2 separate regions of the Homo sapiens genome follow, and region 2 is linked to region 1. A link is a loop called in an ENCODE intact Hi-C map of the cell type or tissue named here. Cell type or tissue: stomach. All regions are shown on one strand. Links, peaks and the distances in the headings refer to the core of each region. The heading gives the core; the rest is flanking DNA.

Region 1 (2,925 bases), core at 171-2,670:
GCAGGAGGCCACCTGCCCCACCTGCGAATCTGGAATTTCTGAAATCGCAAATCAGATGGAACCAGGGTGAGGCCAGAAAGAGGCATAAGATAGCCCCACGCTATGGGCCACTGACCTTACTCTGGGAAGAAGATGAGAAATGATAATGCCAGCTCTCCCCAGACTTTGCAAAATGTCCTCAGGGGAGGGAGGGCCACAAAGACTGGAAGTGATTGCCCTACCCTTTGTCCAATTTGCTCTTGTTCATCTTGGGTACTGGCACCATCATCCCTGATAGCTCAAGCTGCCAATCATTCGTGCTTCCACATCCCTCATCACTACCTGAGTCCAATATGTCAGCAAGCTCTGCCAATTCCATCAACAAATACAGGTCTCCATTCCTCCCATCCATCAATCCATCTACCCATCCCCACTCCCATCCATCCACCCACCTGCTCCCTGCTCCTATCCATCCATTCATCCATCCAACCACCCCCACCCCCACTCCTATCCACCCACCCCCAATTCCCCTATCCATCCACCCACCCGCTCCCCTCTCCTATCCATCTATCTGCCCACTCCCCACACCCCTCCTATACACCCACCCCCAACCCCCCTCCTACGCATCCATTCACCCACTCCCCCTCCCATCCATCCACCCACCCCCAGCCCCCCTCCTATCCATCCATCCACGCATCACTTCCACCTCCTATCCATCCACCCACCCCCCCATCCGTCCATCCACCCCCCAACCCCCCAATCCATCCATCCACCCACCCACTACCCTCTCCTATCCATCCATCCACCTACTCACCCATTCCCCCTCCTATCCATCTACCCACTCACCCACTCCCTCTCCTATCCATCCATCCACCCACCCACTCCCCGCTGTTATCCATGCATCCATCCATTCACCCACTCTCCCTCCTATCCATCCATCCACCCAGCCACCCACCCTCTCCTGTCTCCTATCCATCCAAGTGACTTGCCCAGGTGCACACAGCTGGCTAACGGTGGAGCCTTAGGATTTGAACCCAGGCACTCTGGCTCCAGAGTCCCCAGCCATACCCTCATCCTGAATGAATCAGACAGTAAGTGAGCAAATGAGTAATGAATGGAACACCAGCAAGACCAAGAGGCTGCTGCAGGAAATAGCAGGAGCTGGTGCTGCTCCCTGTTGAGTGTCTCCCTTCTCCCACCATCGAAGGGGCAGAGGACAACCAGGGCATGAGCAGATGTGGTGAGGTGGCCCCTCGGCCCCCAGCTCAGGCTGCTAAGAAAACTGCCAGAGATTCCTGGAGCTCCCTCCCTGGGAAGGCCAGCACCCCTCCCTCCCTCCCTCCAGCCACCCAGCCCTTCCACTGCCACCTACTTTCAAACCTCGTTTCCCCTTCCTGCCAGCCACTTGCAGGATCTTTCCCAGGCATCACCCGTGCCCTCCTATGCATTAAGCAGGCATTCATCTGCAGCCATTTCCATAGGATGGCATTTCAATAATACCACTTCCATCCTCAAAACCACCCCGCTGCACCTCGACTGGTCATTGCTACACTTGCTGACCTGTTTAATCCCTCGAAAAACACATTGTGCCTGGGTACGGTGGCTCATGCCTGTAATCCCAGTACTTTGGGAAGCTGAGGTGGGTGATGGCTTGAGCTCAGGAGTTCGAGACCAGCCTGGCCAGCATGGCGAAACCCCCTCTCTATAAAAAATACAAAAATTAGCCGGGCGTGGTGGTGCACACCTGTGGTCCCAGCTACTCGTGGGAGGTGGGAGAATTGCTTGAGCCGACAGGTGGAGATTGCAGTGAGCCGAGATCGCACCACTGCCTGGTGCGATCGTATTCCAGCCTGGGTAGCAGAGTTAAGACCTTGTCCCAAAAAAAAAAAAAAAAGGAAAAACAAATCATTTCCCCAAAACGGGGAGGGGTGGAGGTAGGGTGCATTATATACTATTTTGTTTACACCCTTTAAAACATTGGACATGGTAAGATATCTGGCAGGGTTTTTTTCTCCTAAATATTTTGGCACATCTAACAAAACCCTCTTTGCATTCAAGTAGAATATCAACAGATAAAACCACATTTCAAAGACATTCAACCCAATCAATTTCCCTTCCAACTTTCCTTCAACTCTTTGATCACTCGGACACTGGGCACCAAATTAAACATATGTGTGCGTAATCATTACGTTCTCGATTGTGCACAAGCCCAGCATCCTGCTTGTTTGCTCAACAGACAATCCCTACATCTGCTTCACTGCTCAGCTAGGCTACAAAGCAGCCTGGCCCACCAGCCTCCAGCCACCATGACCTGCAGAAGTGAGCTGAGGTCTGAGAGCATTGTGCTTGAATTAAGCCTGTACCCCTTCCATTTCCTGAACGCTTGAACACATTTAAAATATTTTTTAAATTTCAGAAAAATGAAGTTCATGTCATGATAAATTCTTAACAGATTAACCAAGGATGGGAAAACACTGCACACTGGAGGTAATAAATTCTTCAATCAGATCCTACTCACTTCCAGGAAGAGATCTGAAATGGACTGAAATGAGTGTCATCTCTAGCCAGCAAATGAAATCAAGTCCCATTTCAGCTTTCTCAGCTGTCAATTCTGATCAGTGTGCATTCTTTTATGAAACCAACACAATTTACCAAGTACCTATAGCATGCCAGACAGTGTTCTATGCTGAAATAAAAGCCCAAATATCAAAACAATTACATCATTTACAACAAATAAAAGACCCCACAATCTGGCCCGCGCTCTCCAGTATGTGGCTATGAAGCATCTAAAATGTTACTGGTTACAGAGAAACTTTTCATTTAATTTTAATTAAACAAAAAACCAATACTCAATTCACTTATTATAAGACTTTCAGCCTGGTGCAGTGGCTCATGCCTGTAATCCCAGCACTCTGGGAGGATCACTTGAGTTTGAGACCAGCCTGG
Region 2 (2,925 bases), core at 315-2,814, 60 kb before region 1:
GTGTGTGTATGAATGTGTGTGGATGTGTGTACAGATGTATCTGTACATGGATGTGTGTGTATACAGGGGTGTGTGTATACAGACGTGTATGTACACAGACATGTGGGTGCATACAGATGTATGAATGTGTGTATACATGGATGTGTCTGTATGTAGACATGTATGGACGTGTGTGTGAACGTATGTATACGGATGTGTAAAGAGGTGTATATATATGGATGCATGTATATGAATGTATGCATACAGATATGTCTACACGTGGATTGTGTGAATATGGATGTGTATGGATGTGTGTGTACGGACATGTGAACAGATATGTATATATGGATGTGTGTGTGGATATATGTACAGATATGTATATATATGGATGTGTGTATATATGAACGTATATACAGATGTGTCTACATATGGATGTTTGTGTGTATGAATATGTGTGTATGGACGTGTGTTTATGGACATGTATGTGTGTAAAGAGATGCATATATACGGATGCGTGCATATGAATGTGTACAGATATGTCCACATGTGGACTGTGTGAATATGGATGTATATGGACGTGTGTACACCACGGACATGTGAAAAGATATGTATATATGTGGATGTGTGTATATGAATGTGCATACAGATATGCATTTGGATGTGTGTGAATATGGATGTGTATGGACTCTGTACAGACATGTGTACAGATATGTGTGTATATACGAATGTATGTACAGCTGTATCTACATGTGGATGTTCGTGTATGTAAATATGGACGTGTGTATGATGTGTATGTGTATGGACATGTGTATGTCATATGTGTATGGATGTATGTGTGTGCACACACGAATATACAGACACACCCTTCTCCTTCCCTTTTTACAGAAACAGATGCTCGCTCTCCACTCTGCTCCCAGCTTTTCCTGCTGGCAGGCACATTCGAGCGATGGCTTTCTCCAGTCTGTATCAGAGGCTGTGCAGTGCTCGTCAGAGCTTCCTCAAGGTGCACATGAACAGGGTGAACACAGAATTTCTCACCCAAACCGGAACACTTTGCAGTTAAAGAGAACACTAGTTGTAAATGTGTCACGTCACCAGGCGTAAACTGGGGCTCTCCAGGCAACCCACGACCCAACCCCTGCACACTAGCAGGAGGGGGCACTGAACAGAACATTCTTCCCTAAACCAACCTTAAATCCCATTAGCTTTGAGACAAGTTGAACATAAGCTCTGGGACTTCGTATTCATGAGCTCATCTGCCTCAGTTTCTTCATCTTGTATTGGGTTACAGAGGACTTGAAGGGGGGACCTCCTGTCTGCTGAAACAGGCTCCAGAAAGTTCCGGAGTTCCGGCTGTTACTGTAATTGTGATGAGTCTGGGGCAGACGGAACTAGAATTTCTCCAAAGGCAAACATTTCCAGGCTGCAGGCAGCTCTATAGGGACCAGCAGGAAGATCCACGGGGAGGTAGAGGCAATCCGTGCTTGCACATTTAGCAAACAACTAGAAGTTCAAGGGCCCCTGGGAATTCTGAAAATGAGGCATAAGTCTCAGCCATCAGGCAGGTGGAGCTTTAGGAGGAAGACAGCTCTCCCCTGACATAGGTCTTCCCCCACCCAGGCTGACGGCAGAGCTGGAAGAGGAGAATGTATTTTTGCAGCAAGACATCCAGCTCCGGCTTCAGATGCTCCACTCCAGGCCTCTCTGAGAAGACACTGGAAACTGAGGCAGAATCAGGAGATCCACTGCCGAAGGTGCCCAGCAATCATGCCTGGTGGGATCAAGTCTAAAGCTGCTATTTGTACCCTGGCTGGAATGCAGTGGCATGATCTCGACTCACTGGAACCTCCACCTCCCAGATTCAAGCAATTCTCCTGCCTCAGCCTCCCAAGAAGCTGGGACTACAGGCATGCGCCACCACACCCAGCTAATTTTTGTATTTTTAACAGAGACAGGGTTTCACCATCTTGGCCAGGCTGGTCCCAAATTCCTCACCTCAAGTGATCCTCCCGCCTCAGCCTCCCAACATTTGTATACTTTTTGAAGTCACACATCTTCCTGAAAAGTGGATAGAAGTTTTCAACCTTCTTCGCAGGATGGAGGGCAGACACAGAACTTCAACACAGTGACAGGGGCTTCAAACGACTAAGTTCCGTCCAGGTACCCTTGGGTAAGAACCCTAGAAAAGCACCTACTGAGATGAAAACGAGCCTAGACAACATAGTAAGACCTCGTCTTCACAAAAAAAAGAAAAAAAGAAAAATAGAAGGGCATGGTGGCACAGGCCGTAGTCCCAGCTACTTGGGAGGCTGAGGCAAGAGGATCGCTTGAGCCCAGGGGTTTGAGGCTGCAGTGATCTACGATCACTGCACAGAATAAGACCTTGTAAAAGAAAGAGAAGGCGGGGGGTGGGCAGAGAGGGAAAAGAGAGAGGGGGAAAGAGACTGGTAGAAGACATGGGGGAAAGTGGGGGAAAGACGTGGGAAGAGGAAAAGAGAGGGAATAGAGGGAGGGAAAGACAGGGCGAGAAAGGAAAGAAAAGGAAGAAAGGAAGAAAAAAGAAAAGAGAAAAAACATATAAACCTTGTGGCCTGGGAATTCCATTGTTAAGAATTTACTCTGCAGAGAGAATGGTGTTCATGGCAGAATATTTGTAAGAGCAGAAACCTGGAAAAAACTCAAGAGTCCTTCATTATTAAACTAGCTGAATAAATTCCATTCCACGGACTATTACACAGCAATTTGCGCTACACAGGAGGCACTTATTTTCTTTAAAGTGGATATATTAACTCCATGTGCTGACTGTGTGCATAGATCATCTCAGAAAGGAATCACCAAAAAATCCCTAACAGTGGTTGGCTTTCAGGAGGGGTGGGAGAGAGGTTTTGAGTCTATACCAGCGCCAACCAATAGAACTTTCTGCAATGAGGACAATGTTTCAGAGCC

The links. Peaks named below come from ENCODE experiments on the same cell type or tissue, not always from the same donor. Only the 100,000 strongest peaks of a DNase experiment are listed, where the experiment ranks them.
Region 2: it touches region 1 in a loop (3-fold over the local background); 2 of 110 quality-filtered maps call a loop at or near these places.

The regions. Positions count from the first base shown.
Region 1 is chr16:11,523,436-11,526,360 of GRCh38, forward strand. It overlaps LOC400499 (putative uncharacterized protein LOC400499), which reads right to left. Exons shown (of 67, transcript NM_001370704.1): 2 at 1-38. Among named protein-coding and RNA genes, the nearest start is that of LITAF, 62 kb to the right of the region's middle. In stomach, for the core only: no CTCF peak of the experiment used is centred there; no DNase peak of the experiment used is centred there.
Region 2 is chr16:11,463,384-11,466,308 of GRCh38, forward strand. The region is part of intron 23 of LOC400499 (putative uncharacterized protein LOC400499); the gene reads right to left. LOC101927131 (a long non-coding RNA gene) reads left to right here and starts at 1,877. Exons shown (of 3, transcript NR_110907.1): 1 at 1,877-2,149. In stomach, for the core only: no CTCF peak of the experiment used is centred there; no DNase peak of the experiment used is centred there.